2 separate regions of the Homo sapiens genome follow, and region 2 is linked to region 1. Evidence: chromatin loops called from intact Hi-C (ENCODE). Cell type or tissue: adrenal gland. All regions are shown on one strand. Each heading gives the region's core, and the rest is flanking DNA. Links, peaks and the distances in the headings are about the cores only.

Evidence for each region. Peaks named below come from ENCODE experiments on the same cell type or tissue, not always from the same donor. Only the 100,000 strongest peaks of a DNase experiment are listed, where the experiment ranks them.
Region 2: a loop joins it to region 1, with 3 times the contacts of the local background. A loop is called at or near these places in 2 of 110 quality-filtered maps.

What each region holds. Positions count from the first base shown.
Region 1 is chr10:63,696,296-63,704,218 of GRCh38, forward strand. LOC107984238 (a long non-coding RNA gene) reads right to left here and starts at 4,064. Exons shown (of 3, transcript XR_001747468.2): 1 at 3,988-4,064; 2 at 1,793-1,920. In adrenal gland, for the core only: no CTCF peak of the experiment used is centred there; a DNase peak (open chromatin) is centred at 4,034; H3K4me3 peaks cover 538 bases; H3K27ac peaks cover 3,541 bases.
Region 2 is chr10:63,510,976-63,518,898 of GRCh38, forward strand. It overlaps a transcript of JMJD1C not described here. Among named protein-coding and RNA genes, the nearest start is that of REEP3, 6.5 kb to the right of the region's middle. In adrenal gland, for the core only: no CTCF peak of the experiment used is centred there; no DNase peak of the experiment used is centred there; H3K27ac peaks cover 700 bases.

The DNA of each region.
Region 1 (7,923 bases), core at 1,902-6,901:
CAAAGTGCTAGAATTACAGACATGAGCTACTGCACCCAGCCGTAGCCTCACATTTTAATTAAGCTACTGTTTCTATTTTGTGATGGCCTGGGTAATGAGAAAATCAATTATTTGAGTCATGTCTAAATTTGAATTGAATAGTTTGAAGATCTTTCTTATGAATCATGCATATGTTCTTTAGTCCTTGGATGAGGAGGCTTCTATCTGGCTTGATCAAAAATTTCCTCTTCTTCCAATCTTTAATTATGTTCTAAATAACTAAGGTCAATTGCTAACTGCTCTCTAGGTAACAGGGTTTATCACATCTTTTATTCTGTAAAGACATTCTGCATTGAGTATCACAGTTCCCTGTCCTTTCCTCCCCATTTATACAAATGCTTCCATGCAGCAGAAATCATTCTGGGATAGTATGGAATATGTTGGGCTAAGAGGAAGAGAAACAGCTATCATAGTGGATAATGGCTAGATGATCCTCTCTGTATTCGGCTCTCTGTGCTGACTGCAGAGAACTGCCATAAAGTTCTGCTCACTTCTGAACTGGCAATGCTTCCTAAGTATTTTTTAACCTAATCTGCATCTTTTCTACATGAAAGGAGGTGCTGGACTCCAATTGTGATGTGTGAAACAAGACAAGCTGTTAAAAACTCATAGAAATTGGCCGGGCGCAGTGGCTCACGCCTATAATCGTAGCACTCTGGGAGGCCGAGACGGGAAGATCACCTGAGGTCAGGAGTTCGACACCAGCCTGGCCAACATGGTGAAACCCTGTCTCTGCTAAAAATACAAAAATTAGCCTGATGTGGTCGAGTGCGTCTGTACTCCCAGTTCCTCGGGAGGCTGAGACAGGAGACTCGCTTGAACCCAGGAGGCAGAGGTTGCAGTGAGCTGAGATTGCACCCCAGCACCCCAGCCTGGGTGACAGAGCAAGACTCCGTCTCAAAACAAACAAACAAAAACTCATAGAAATCATCACCAGGTTGACTCCACTCCACTCCTTTCCACTTTTCCCCTTAAAAATGTCCAATAACCAGAAAACAAACAAATCGTTCTTTTGAAATTATTCTCCTTGGCCTTGTAGCTAATGGAAAAACTGAGCTTCAGAGAAATCTTGAAGGTAGCCAAGGAGAACTTAATTTAAGTCACAGTTATAAAATTTTAAGCTGAAAGAGTTCATAAGGATTACTTAGTCCGGTCTCCATGTTTTCAGGTGAGGAAACTGAGACTGGGAAAAGTGAATTGACCTGATTTAAAAAAATCACAAAGCCAGAACTTGATATTTTCAGTGCTGATGAGGGTACAATTTTTTTGTATTTCTAAGATGGAAGGTCCATGCTCCCTGAGTGCGGAGACCATCTTATCGCCTCTGCCTCAGCAACAATACCTCTGCCTTGGCCACAATACTTACTGCGGGCTTGGAGACATGTTGTAAATTGCACCAGTTTGTTGTCTCTCAGTTGCAAGTGATTAAAAGACAGACAAACAAACAACAACCTCAAGAAAAGCCCAGCAGACATTCATTTAAGGAAAAGGAAAAATGTAAATGGAGTAATTATGTAATTGAGAAATCTAGAAGGTTTGGTTTCAGGCATCCCACGGTCCAACAGCCCAAATAACATCAACAGAGCATGATTTCTCTGTCATGGATCTGTTCCACTCTCCTATTCTCGGATAGGTTCTTCCCTCATAGTTAAAAGATGGTTGCAAGCTGCTCTAGGCTCTGTATCCTCTAAGATTTAAGTCCAGTAAAAAAGAACCAATATCTCCTTCCCAGAAATCCCAGAAGTAGACTCACATCATCCTGTTGGCTCTGATTGAGACCGTGGTGCCATCCACAAAGCAATCACCGGGGCCAGGAGAAATGCGATACATTGATTGACTTCAGCCTGAGTCACATATAGTGAGAATGAGTACACAAATGATCTGAAAAAAGTTAATACACATATGTTATTTATGATTTGCTAACAAATACTTTTACAGCACTTATTCTGTCAGCTTGTTCTAAGAACTTTATAAATATTAACTCATTTAATCATCTTAACAACTCATTGAGATAGGTACTATTGTTATCCCCATTTTGGAAACGAGAAAACCAAGCCAAAGAGAGGTTATGCAATGTGCCCAAGGTCACACAGCTTGTAAGCAGCAGAGTAGCCACAATTCTAACACAGCCAGTCTTGCTCCTGAATACCTGCTTCTTCACTGCCTGAACCAAGTCATTTAATCCTCTCTCTTTCCATCTTCTTAACTACAACAGTTTACTAAAGCAGGGACTATGATTTTTCTTCTTGTGAGGAGGCTGGTTAACAGAAAGGGGAAGTGCTTTACGAAGGTGCACTGGCAGGGCCTGAGGTAAGGGGCTGATCTTGCTCTGCATGAGTAACAATTCATTCACCGTGTCCTGGGCTTCCTTTGCAAAGATGCTTTTTGGACCCCTCTTGTAGATGTGTTCATATGCACATCATATTGCTAATTCCTGAAATGGAGAAGATTTGCCAATAAACTTCTTGGAGATGGATAACTTCTTAAATGTCAAATGAAACACTGAGCCATTAAATTGTGCTGTTTAAAATGTCAGGGAAAACCATTAGTTTTGCAGATGGAGCTTCAGTGTGGTCTGGCTTCAGGCCTGTGAAATGACTCCTGTCTTGGAGAAGAATCCTTCTTTTCTTATTTTGAAATGTTGTTATCGTTTTGTCCAGAGAGTGGTTTAAGAAGCAGTGCTGGTCTCTGAGCCCAATGTAGCAATGGGGAAATAGTGTAATTCCTCCTGTCTCCTCCAAGGCGCTTCCACTCTATACTACCCTGCTCTTCCCAAAGTCTCCATGGACAGCTAGCAACTGTCCTGCTCTCTTCCTGGCTTCCTTCTTCCCCTCACCCCAGTTGCAAACCTCTGGGTCCTTCAGAATCCATTTCCAGTTGTGTTATTTTAAGCTGTTTTCCTGCACAGCACAGCAGAGGCTGGTAAAGTAGAAGTTATACTTCAAGAGAATATCAGAGCTGAGTGATTTTGAGGGGAACAGCCCTCAGGCAAGTACCAACGAATGACCAGTGCCAGTGGCGAGTTAGACCCTTGAGGCCTTGGGTCTATTTCTCCACACCTGTCACTTTCATCCAGGTATTGTCAGGTGATTAGGAGCCTGAAGCAAATCACCAAAAAGTAACCTGAAGTTTGAGTGCTACGTGTGGAAGTGGAGAGGAGAGGGTCTACTAACTTCCCTTGTAGAAGGAGAACTTGGAGAGGAGGAGTTAGCACTGCCTCTATGTGTTGGTGAAGCTCCAGCTTTATAAAGCACAATTTTAGTACAGTGAGCTCCTCCTCTTCCTCACTTCCTTGTTCATCATGACCCAGCTTGACCATCTCAGAATTGTTAGGTTGTAGGAGATGACCCCCAATATGTTTCTATATCTGAAATTATATGGTATGGCTTACCACATAATTTACAAAAAACAACATTAATTTGGGGGGAGATGGATAACTGTTTTGATAGCATAGGAGACCACTATCTTGGATCTCACCAAGACTCGATATGAGTATATTATTTTACAAATTCTAGATAGTCCCATTTATAAAGAACTCTGAATAGGGTGAGCAATGGGGCAGGGCATAGAGCCAAAAGCAGTGAACTGCTTGTCAAAAGGCTCAGTTTTTCCAACTCTAAAACCATCCAGCTGGGTAATGTTGAACAAATCAAAATCTTTCTTATCTTTTTTTCCCCTCTCTGGTGAAAAGAGGAAATAAACTAGATAATTTTTAAGATCTGCTTCCTGCTTGAAGAATCAAAGTTGTGTCTATGAAATCAGATTAAAACCATTAACAATTATTTTTTATGTCTGCAGTCTTAGAAAATTTAAATAAATATTTGTCCCTAGGTAACAGACAAGAAAACTGAGATACAGAGAGATTTATATGCCACCTAACATCAAAACCTAGAGCCCTTCTGAGAGATCATATTCCCTTGTACGATACTTGGTCAGTGAGTCACTAACCTCCATCACACAGGCCAGGCTGGCTCTTGCAGTCCCGGGAGTAACACAGTAATGTCAGTGGGTATGAATAGTTTGAGTCTCAGATCACTCAGCTGGGAGATGATATTTAGAACGATGGCTCAAAAACAATTCTGACCAAGCAAAGCATTAGTCAGCTTGGGAAAAACTTTATGGGTTGGGAAGAACTTCTCAGGGAGGGAGAAGTAACAGTATATTCTATTCATCCCAGGAGGACCATTGCCATAAATCCGTGAGGAAAGGATTTGTTTTGGACCTACACAGAGAAAAGGGAGGCAGTAAGGAAAAGCAAGCTGGATTGGGAGTTAGAAGACTATTTCTAGTTTAACTCTGCCAAATACTTAGCACAGGGCAAACTAGATACCCTTTCTGGCCTTCATTTCTTTATCTCTAAGATGGAAAGATAAGACTAGATGATCTCCAAACTTCTTTAAGCTCTGACATCTACTGGATTTCTTCCAAAAGCACAAACTGTTTCCTGTGCCACAGAGGTCATTCAGAGGCTTCTCCTTATTTTTCAAAATGAATCCTAAACAATTAGAGTGATTTCTCTTCTCATGGTTCCCGTCACCCCTCCTCTGTGTTCTCTTGAGCTTATGAATACCTCCCTATAAGTAGCCTCATCACAGCCTACTTTGTATTATAAAGAATATTATGTTTTCCTGTTGTGGGCTTTTGGCAAACAGTAACCAAGTAATTAATTTTAGGCTCTTCTAAAGCATGTAGTGAATGCTGCCTTCCCCTTTGTTTATTAGAATTGCATATTCAGGAAATTACAAGTCTATGATTGCTCAATATTTCAAGTATTACTGTTTCTCAGATTTTCAGTGCAAATGATTGAATAATTATTCCCTGTGTAACTTTCATGATACTATGCAAATACAGAACTCCTTTGCTTATGTGTACAATTATTGGTTCATAATTTTTTTATTAAGAGAGTAGCAATTTATATATGTATATGATTATGTGTTTGTATATATAAATATAGATATAGATATAGATATAGATATAGATATAGATATCTTTTTTCTCCTGTACCAGTATATATTTCCTTGGCTTCAATAATTGGCATTTTTTTTTTTTTGAGATGGAGTCTCGCACTGTCACCCAGGCTGGAGTGCAGTGGCACAATCTTGGCTCAATGCAACCTCTGCCTCCTGGGTTCAAGCAATTCTCCTGCCTCAGCCTCCCAAGGTAGCTGAGATTACAGGTGCCCACCACCACACCTGGCTAATTTTTGTATTTTTAGTAGAGACAAGGTTTCCCCATGTTGGCCAGGCTGGTCTTGAACTCCTGACATCAAGTGTTCCACCTGCCTTGGCCTCCCAAAGTGCTGGGATTACAGGTATGAGCCACCGCACCTCGCCGGCAATTTTTATATAATGTTTTTCATTTTTATGCTGGAGCCCACCTCACTTTTTCCAAGTCCTTCTTACATGTTGCTCATTATAAGGCCCTTATGAAGAATTTGAAAGTGGAAAGTGTTCTTCCAGGTCATCTCTGATCTAACCCCTTATTTTATGTTGAGAAAACAAAGGCCCAGAGAGTTTAAAATGTCACTGCCGGTCATAGCCAAGGGTGAGCTAGAACTGATGCGTCTCAATTTCCAGCCCAATGACTGTTTCTCTGCTATAGCACAGTAATATTTATGGACATATCACATAAAACATATCTATTTATATAAGTATAAGCATAAGAATATTTATGTTTGGTTTACATTCTCTTACAGAAAGGTAGAGAAATTCAGGTATATATTTTTTCTCTTGAATGTCTTAGAGATTTGCATCTTTATGAATATTATTCATTGGTTGAAGAAAACATTGCTAAGTAAGTAGAAGATATGTATCCTGTTTCTTTAGAAGCCTATTTCATGCTGTGCCAAGGGGATAGAGTACAAGTGCTGGTTAATAATTTATAGTATATATTCATCTCCATTCCTCTTTGACTAAAATATTAATTCCCCATTGATCATCATTATTTGCTTTTTGCCCAGGCAATATGCAATGTGCAGAGAGTTTGATGAAAGGGTTATTTCCTAATCTCATCATGCCCCCTGTGCTCTGCCAGTAATTTACTGACTTTATTTACTTGTGGTAATGAGCACACCACGTAGAGTGTGCCAGCTGCTGGGATTGTCCTGGGTGCCTTCTTTCTAAGGCAGGATGATGTAAAAAGCACAGATGTTTTTCTAATTTAGCATCTGCAGCATGTGCTTGCATTTATATTACATTTTTCATGGAACAATGCAGGTGAATATATAATATAAAAAACCACACTGGGTGCAGTGGTGTGCGCCTGTAGTCCCAGCTACTCAGGAGGGTGAAGCCCAAGGATCCTTTGAGCCCAGATGCTTGAGACCAGTGTCTACAACATAGCAAAACCCCATCTCTAAAAAAATAAAAATAAAAAATCTCAGCTTGATTTAATAAAATGAGTTTATTTAAAATATCTCGAGAAGTGTTTGGAGGGTGTATGTGTATTTAGGCTTGTTTAAAAAAACAACAGGTCCTGGAAGATGGGGCATAGAACATTTGGTTTAATGGCTTAGAAATTGTATAATTCTAGAATTTGTATAATTTTTGTATATATAGATATTTTTGTATATATGCTTACACTGTGTGTACTATATATATATATATATAATTTGTGTAATTTTTCATAATTTATAATCCAGGCAACAGAAGAAATCTAGTATGTAAGCCATCCTTTACTATATATGCTAAAGGAGAGAGGCTTTTTATATTTGAATTGGTAACAAGGAAGTCAATCTGCAAATCATTCTTTGTTTATGTGAAGTGCAGTTTTCAACTTGTATTTGTCTAAGAATATCTGCCTTTCCAAAATGTGAGCATTTCCACTAGACTGTGAAGCCATGGGGGTAACTGATGAAGGAGGAACTAGCTCTTGTCCCACTTCCTCTTTGGGCTACTAGTTCATTCCCTTTCTATGCCTTGCTGAGTTGGGAATTGATTGCATCATCCTCACACCAGTAGACCTATGGGCTAGCTCCTCTCGCCCCTTCTCTTTCTGACTTTCATCTCTGCCTTCCTCTTTTTAAAAAATATAAACATTTCTGCTTTCATCTTCTCCCACTACCTCTTTAAAACCTTCTGCTAATATAAATGAACTCAAGAACTGCAAGAGCTCTTGGCACACTGAGTTTATGGGCTGCACCGCATGTCCATCACATACTCGTATTTTTTTCATAGTTGAGCCAATGGTATGACAACCATGGGGTGTTTGGTTGCTTATAACACACTTCAAGGACAGTGGATTCATATTACGATTGCTCTTGCTCAGATGGTGGCCCAGTTCTTCCTGAGGTAAATCTGTTTGAAGAGTCATCTAAGCAATTCCTGCATATTGGGGGCGAGGAGGAGACAGTCTTTGTGTTCTAGGCTCGAATATCGTAACTGCCCTACTTGGCAAGTCACCATTTAATATATCAATTCTTCATGTATATATGTATCAATTAGGATCTAGCAAAGAAATCAGAAACCACTTTAAGTATTTACAAGAGAAGAAATTCAATTTGGGTACAGGAATTGTTTACACAGGTGCTGGAGAAGCTGGAAGCCAAACGGGTTTATCAACAGAAAAAGAAGTGAAAGAGGTAAGGCCCCAGGAGCCAGGGTCAGCTGGCAGTGGCTAGAACCACGGCAGGCCTGCCCAGCAGGAGCTGAAGCCAGAGAAGGGACCTGTCTGTCACCTGAGAAACCATCCAAGGTGGAGGAGCTGTGGCTTCAGGCTTCTTCCCACTCCTCATCTCCTCTACACTCCCAAGCCTGCGCCTCACATTGCCCAATCACAGAGGGCAGCCAGTGACACTGGAGCTCAGGAAAGGCAACCTGTTGAGGTCAGCTCCTCGTTGAAGAACATATAGATCGGAGCTGGATGGTCAGTGAGGCGGGAGGGGAG
Region 2 (7,923 bases), core at 1,414-6,413, 190 kb before region 1:
ACTATTAATATAGCTACCCTCAGTTTATTTTGGTTAATGTTAGCATGATATATCTTTCTCCATTCCTTTACTTTTAATCTTTGTGTCTTTAAACTTAAAGTGGGTTTCTAGTTGATAACATATAGTTGGGTCTTGCTTTTTAATTCACTCTACTAATCTCTGTCTTTTAATTGGTATATTTAACCACAGTGATTATTGATATAGTCTGGACTAGTATCTATCATATTTATTACAGGTTTCTGTGTGTGGCCCCTGTTCTTTGTTCCTATTTCCGTCTTTTACACTTTTTCTGCCTTTTGTGGTTTTAACTGAGCACATTATATGATTTCATTTTCTCCCTTTTCTTGGCATATTGATTATACAGTTGACCCTTAAACAACATGGGTTTGAACTGCATGGGTCCTCTTATATGCAGATGTCTTTTTACTAAAAGCAGATAGAAAATACAGTATTTGGCTAGGCGTGGTGGCTCACGTCTGTAATCCCAGCACTTTGGGAGGCCAAGGCTGGTGGATCACGAGGTCAGGAGTTTGAGACCAGCCAGGCCAACATGCTGAAATCCCGTCTCTACTAAAAATACAAAAATTAGCCGGGCGCAGTGGCAGGCGCCTGTAATCCCAGTGACTCCGGAGGCTGAGGCAGGAGAATTGAGTTGCTTGAACCAAGGAGGCAGAAGATGCAGTGAGTGCTGAGATCGCACCACTGCACTCCAGCCTGGGTGACAGAGCAAGACTCCATCTCAAAAAAAAAAAAATATATACAGTATTTGTGGGATGTGAAAACTACATATATGTAGCACCAACGTTTTGTATACACAAGTTCAACAGGGCCATCTGCATGACTTGAGTAAGTGAGGATTTTGGTATACTCAAGGAGCCCTGGAACCAATTGCCCATGTATACTGAGGAATAACTGTTCTCATCTTTCCCTTCCTTCTCCTTCCCCTTCTTCTTTTTCAATTTTTACTTCTCTCAGCGGTTTCCCTGGAGTTTGCAATAAACACTTACAACTCATTCAAGTCCACTCTCAAACAATGCTATACCACTTCATAAGCAGTCCAAGTACCTTATAATAACCAAATATTCCTAAATTCACTCTTTCATCTGTTGCATCATTGCTGTCATTCATTTCACTTATACCTAAGTACCATGTATAGATACACACACATATACAAACCCACAGAAGCATAATCGAATACATGGTCACTATTATTATTTTAACAAACTGTTATCTGTCAGATCAATTATGAACAAGGAATATAAAAGTTTTTAAGATTCAAGCTTCTGACCTATATTATTTTCCTTCTCTCTGAACTTTTTTTTTTTACATATTTCTTACAAATCAGATTTGCAATAAATTCCCTCAATTTTTGCTTTAAGTCTTTTATACATATTTCTTACAAATCGGATTTGCAACAAATTCCCTCAATTTTCACTTTGAGTAAGTCTTTATTCTTCCTTTACTTTGGAAGGGTAACACAACATGGCAGGATATAAAATTCTAGGTGGTGGGCTTCTTTCTCTCAACACTAAATATTTCACTATTCTCTTCTTGCTTGCATGATTTCTGAGAAGTTGGATGTAATTTTTATCTTAGTTTCTCTATAGGTAAGGTATTTTTCCTCCCTGGCCTCTTTCAAGATGGTTTCTTTACCTTTGATTTTCTGAAGTTTGAATATGGTGTGGCTAAGTGTAGATTTTTGGCACTTACCATCTTTGGTGCTCTCTGAGCTTCCTGGATCTGTAGTTTGATATCTGACACTCATTTGGGGGAATTCTCAGTTATTACTTAAAATATTGCTTCTGTTCCTTTCTTTTTTTCTGCTGCTTTGGTATTTCCTTATGTATATTTTGCACCTTTGGCAGCTGTCTCACAGTTCTTGCACATTCTGTTCTGAGGGAGTTTTTCTCTGTCATTTTTCTTCTTGCTTTCCAGTTTTGGAAGCTTTTTGTAATATCCTCAAGCTCAGAGATTTTTAAAAGTCCAGTATACTAATGAGCCTATCAATGAAATTCTTCATTTGTTACAATATTTTTTACTATTTTTTATTCTTTCTTAAAATTTCCATCTCTCTGCTTACATTATCCATCTGTTCTTGCATATTGTCTACTTTTTCCTTTAAAGCCTTTTGCATGTTAATCCTATATTTTTTTTAATTCATAGCCTAGAAATAAAGCCACATACCTACAGCCATCTAATCTTTGGCAAAGTCAACAAAAATAAGCAATGGGGAAAGGATTCCCTATTCAATAAATGGTGCTGGGATAGCTGCCAAGCCATTTGCAGGAGAATGAAACTGGATGCCTACCTTTACCATATACAAAAATTAACTCAAGATGGATTTAAGACTTCAATGTAAGACCTCAAACTATAAGAATCCTAGAAGAAAACCTAGGAAACACCACTCTGGGCACTGGCACCTTGGGAAAGACTCTATGACTAAGTCCTCAAAAGCAACTGCAACAAAAACAAAAATTGACAATTGAGATCTAATTAAACTAAAGAGCTTTTGTATAGCAGAAGAAACTATCAAGTTAGAAAACAGACAACCTACAGAATGGGAGAAAGTATTCACAAACCATGTATCTGACAAAGGTTTCATATCCAGAATTGATAATGAACTTAAACAACTGAAGCAAAAAATAGTCCCATTTAGGCCGGGCACGGTGGCTCATGCCTGTAATCCCAGCACTTTGGGAGGCCGAGACAGGCGGATCATGAGGTCAGGAGATCGAGACCATCCTGGCTAACACAGGGAAACCCCGTCTCTACTAAAAATACAAAAAAATTAGCCGGGCGTGTTGGCGGGAGCCTGTAGTCCCAGCTTCTCCGGAGGCTGAGGCAGGAGAATGGCGTGAACCCGGGAGGTGGAGCGTGCAGTGAGCCGAGATCGCGCCACTGCACTCCAGCCTGGGTGGCAGGGCAAGACTCTAGCTCAAAAGATAAAATAAAATAAAATAAAATAAAATAACCCCATTTAAAAATGGGCAAAAACACATGAACAGACACTTCTCAAAAGAAGACATACAAGCAGCCAACAAACATGAAAAAAGAGGCTCAACATCACTAATTATCAGAGAAATGCAAATCAAAATCCCAATGAGTTATCATCTCACATCAGTCAGAGTGGCTATTACTAAAAAGTCAAAAAACAACAGATGTTGGCAAGGCTACAGAGAAAAGGAAACCTTTATACATTATTGATGGGAATGTAAATTACTTCAGCCACTGTGGAAAGCAGTCTGGACATTTCTGAAAGAACTTTAAAAGAACTACCACTCGACCCAGCAATCCCATTACCAGGTATACAACCAAAAGAAAAACCATTGTACCAAAAAGACACATGCACTCACATATTGATCACAGCACTATTCACAATAGCAAACACATGGAATTAACCTAGGTGCCCATCAACAGGATTGGATAAAGAAAATGTAGTACACACACACACCATGGAATACTATGCAGACATAACAAAGAATGAAATCATGTCCTTTTGCAGCAACATGGATGGAGTTGGAGGTCATTATCCTAAGCAAATTAAGGTAGGAACAGAAAACCAAATACTGCATGCCCTAACTTATAAGTGGGAGCTAAACACTGGGTACTCACTGACATAATGATGGCAACAATAGACACTGGAGACTACTAGAGGAGGGAGGGAGGGGGTGGAAGGGATGAAAAACTGTGGGATACTAAGGTCAGTACCTGGGTGACGGGACCATTCAGACCCCAAACCTCAGCATCATGCAACATACCTAGGTAACAGACCACACACATGTACCCCAGAATCTAAAATAAAAGCTTAAAAAAAAAGTAAAAATACGTAAAAAAATTTCTGGTCTGATATTTCCAACATTCCTGCCATATTTAGCTATGGTTCTGATGTTTGGTTTGGTCTCCTCAAACTACAGTTTTTGCCTTTTAGTATGCCTGTAATTTTTTGTTAAAGGTGGACATAATAATACTAAGTATTTTTTTTTTTAAAGCCTACAGTAAACAGGTGTTTTGTAATGCAGTACTAGGGTGATGGGGGAGGAGAAGCATTCTATAGGCCTAGGATTAGGTCTCAGTCCTCTGGTGAGCCCGTGCCTCTAGACTGTGACCTTCCACCAGCATTTCTCAGGTTTTTTCCTCCCTTCAAATGGAACAGGGTGGCTGGAGAGGGCTGAAGTTATTTCCCTTCCCACAACTGGAAGTCTAGAGGGAGGTGGAGTTAGGAATTTCCTTTTCTCCATGTGGAGGGCTAGAGTTGACTGGAGCTGCATTTTTCCCATTCCCCAGTTAGGTTTGGTTCTAAGAGAAATAATTTCTCCTGAGGGCAGGCCTTGTTAAGAACAGAATACCTTGGTGTATTTCAAAATGTTTCACTTCTCCCTTCTCCAGCTGACAGCGTAAGAGGATTTTTCTCAAATATTTACTGTGAGGACCTGGTAGAGCTCCAGGAAGTAAATCTCACAAAACTACGGGGGCTTCCTTAGGACTGGCTCTCCCTGGAGCTTTTAGGTCTCAGACTTGTCCACACTGAGCCTCCAGCAACTCCTCAATTACAGCTCAGATTTTCCTACCCGGGTACTGGTTCCCTCAGGGGTTTCTGATCCTCGGTTTCTGCTTCAGTAGTTGTGATTCTCTGTATCCAGCTGTCTGTCTCTCCAGTTTTGGAGGATGTGGTTTGCCCTGTGACTTCACTTATCTGAGGAATCTAAGAAGTGTTGTCTATTCTTCATTTTGTTCAGTTATTTATTTGTTGTCAGGACCAAGTGGCAATTACTGAGCTCCTTACATGCTACACTGGAAATTGGAAGTCTTCAGAGATTACTTCTTAATAGTTTTTAAGAGTGCTTTGTATATGAAGATATATACCCAAAAATCAGACAAAAAACCCTCTGTCAGGTTTTACAAATTTTTTCCTAGTTTGTCATCTGTCTTTTAATCTTGTTTATATTGGTTTTGGAGGCACAGGAGTTTCAATTCTTGTATACTCAAATCTATGATTATGGTTTCTGATTTTACGACAGAAAGGTCCTCCTGCTATCAAGAATATAATACCTTTATCTATTTTTTTGTACTTTTATGGTACTTTCAGTTTTTCCATTTCCTACCTATCAGAATTTTTTTTCTTCAGTTTTTATTAAATGGCTGGCTGGTTGTCACATCGTTTACTGAATAATTCCATCGTGTTCCAAAAACCATAAAATGCTGTCTTTATCTTAGACTAAATATCTATTAATAATTGGGTATGTTTCTGGACTTTGAGGGAAAAAAAAAAAAAAACCTGGGAACAGAGACTGCCTGTGAAATGAACTGAGTAGCTGGAAACAGGGAAGAAAAAAAGACTAATTTTTCACTGTTCCCTTTTAAATTTATTCCACGTGCTTTGAATTATCACTCAAGACATCAACAGAAATCTGTTGAAATTCTGCTTACTAGACATGATGTCATTATCAAATATTTCAGATTTGGCAAATTATACCACAACCCCATATGCACCTGAATACCTGAAATCATAAGTCTATCTTGAGCTTAAAACCCTGATTTAATCTATTCTATTTTAAATAAATAGTAAAAGTACCTCAATTATCTTAAACTAGATGTTTCTCTGCCACTTAACATGGTCAAACACAAAACCATATTTTACCATGAAGGAAAAACAAAAGCTTCTGTCTAAATCCTTAATTGTTATAGTTAAGGCTACTACTGGAAATGTGTAAGAATCTCAGATAATGTCAATTTCTTACTGTGTGTGCTTCCCAGATCCAGCCATCACAGATGTATTTTACTTTTTGTGTTGTCAGCTAGTCACCATCTTTTTCTACCAATACCTATAGTGAATACTTAATCAGAACCTAATCTTTTTATTCTATTGCTATCTGATCATTGTATTTTCAGTATCATTTCATTATCATTCAATCTCTGAAGCCAAACTGAACCTCTGTTGTAACCATAATTCCATAAGCGACTGCCTGAGAGAAAAGAGGTATCCATCTAGCAGCAGACAGAAAAAGAACAGCTTTCTTCTGTTATGTCAGTCTTCTTAAGATCCTCTCTCTCCCCCTATTTTCTAAACAACTATGAAAGACAGACTCATTTAGTAATTTTAGCCTTTCTCCAAATAAATATATTTTTTAGCCACTGAAAATGCTCTCTTAATAGAAATGCGAAGGTGACCTAGTATTCAGTCTCATTAGCATTCTCATTAATAATTACAGCGATCAGACATTATCTTTGTACCCTCTAATTCTGCTCTCACTACCTGCTCTCCTAGGTACTTTCTTAGTCTCTGTTGCTCTGCTAATAAATGAACTCTTTTAACATGCAGAAGATGCACATTCCACATATCTCCTAGGAAAACTAATATTTAAAAGAGAAACCAATGCTTTTAACAGTCTAATTACCCTTAGATTTTAAAGCCTCTTATTTTTGATCTTCATAACAGTATCATCCCCATATTCAACAGGAAACATACAGTGTGATTTACCAAACATCCTATTACCGGTAGTAGAACTAGGTCTCCTGTGAGAATGTCCTTTGCCCTAAATACATTGCCTTCCTCAGAGAAGAAAAGTGTCTTTGCAGAACACAATGAAGGATGCGCTTTATATAGCACAATGTATGAATATTAGTGATATATGTATAAAATCAAAATTAAGTTCAGTACTTAAAGAAATCATATCTTCTATATAAGAAATGATTTCAAGCACTCCAAGAGACCACACTATAAAAGCTTCTAGGCAGAAGGTACTATATTTCCTTTTCTCCCAGTGCCCCTAGCACCTTATCTTATACAGTGAAGTACTTATCTAATGGCCACTTTTTTTTTTTTTTTTTTTTTTTTGAGACAGAGTCTCACTCTGTCACCCAAGCTGGAGTGCAGTGGTGCAATCTCAGCTCAGTGCAACCTCCGCCTCCCAGGTTCAGGTGATTCTCCTGCCTCAGCCTGCCAAGTAGCTGGGATTACAGGTGTGCACCATCATGCCCAGCTAATTTTTGTATTTTTAGTAGAGATGAGGTCTTGCCACATTGGCCAGGATGGCCTCGAACTCTTGGCCTCAAGTGATCTGCCCTTGTCGGCCTCCCAAAGTGCTGGGATTACAGGCATGAGCCACCGCACCCAGCATAATGGCCACTTATTTCTTAGCAAATCTCAACTATCTGCTAATAAATTTGGCAGATTTCTGTGTATCTGAGACACAGTCCAATACACAGAAATTATAAACACCCTCCACTAAAATCTGGGCACTTTTCATGAGAGACTCTTCTCAGATGAAGTTACTCTTACTTTAGATCAACAGTTCTCAACCACATCAGATTCAATGTGCCCCTTGCATAAAATATTTTCCAACTTCTGCTTTACCACCCTGAAACAAAATAACAATATTCCTACAATTTCAAACAAATCCATATACCCTAAATAAGAGTGGAAAAGAGACATGAAAATGATTTATAATAACATATATTTCGACGTGGGGCAAAACTACACTAGAAGACTTAAAGAAGTAACTAGTAGCTGAATATATCTATGAATGCAGAGCTGTTTGTGATACAATTTTCCAAAACTGTAAACAATTCTTGGTCAAGTTGTGAACAAAACAATCTTCCTTCAATTCACATAACCGTTGCATGTGGAAACAGACTCAGTTAAAATTCAGTCTCAGTTAAAATCATGATGCAAGATGGAGGTTCCAGGCTTTGATAATTACAAATACTACATGAAAGTCAGGCAGATATTCTTAAATCATGCAAGACATGGGGACACTTTGTTCAGGACTGTCCCACACCTCTCTAGCCTTCACTCAACAAATGCAAGTTGTTAGCTCCAATCATTACAACAATCTAAAAAATGCCTTCCAGTTTCCCCTTGGAGGGCAACACCAAGCTGGACCCACCGCCTTAAACACAGTTCCGCTATCTATCCCAGTATAA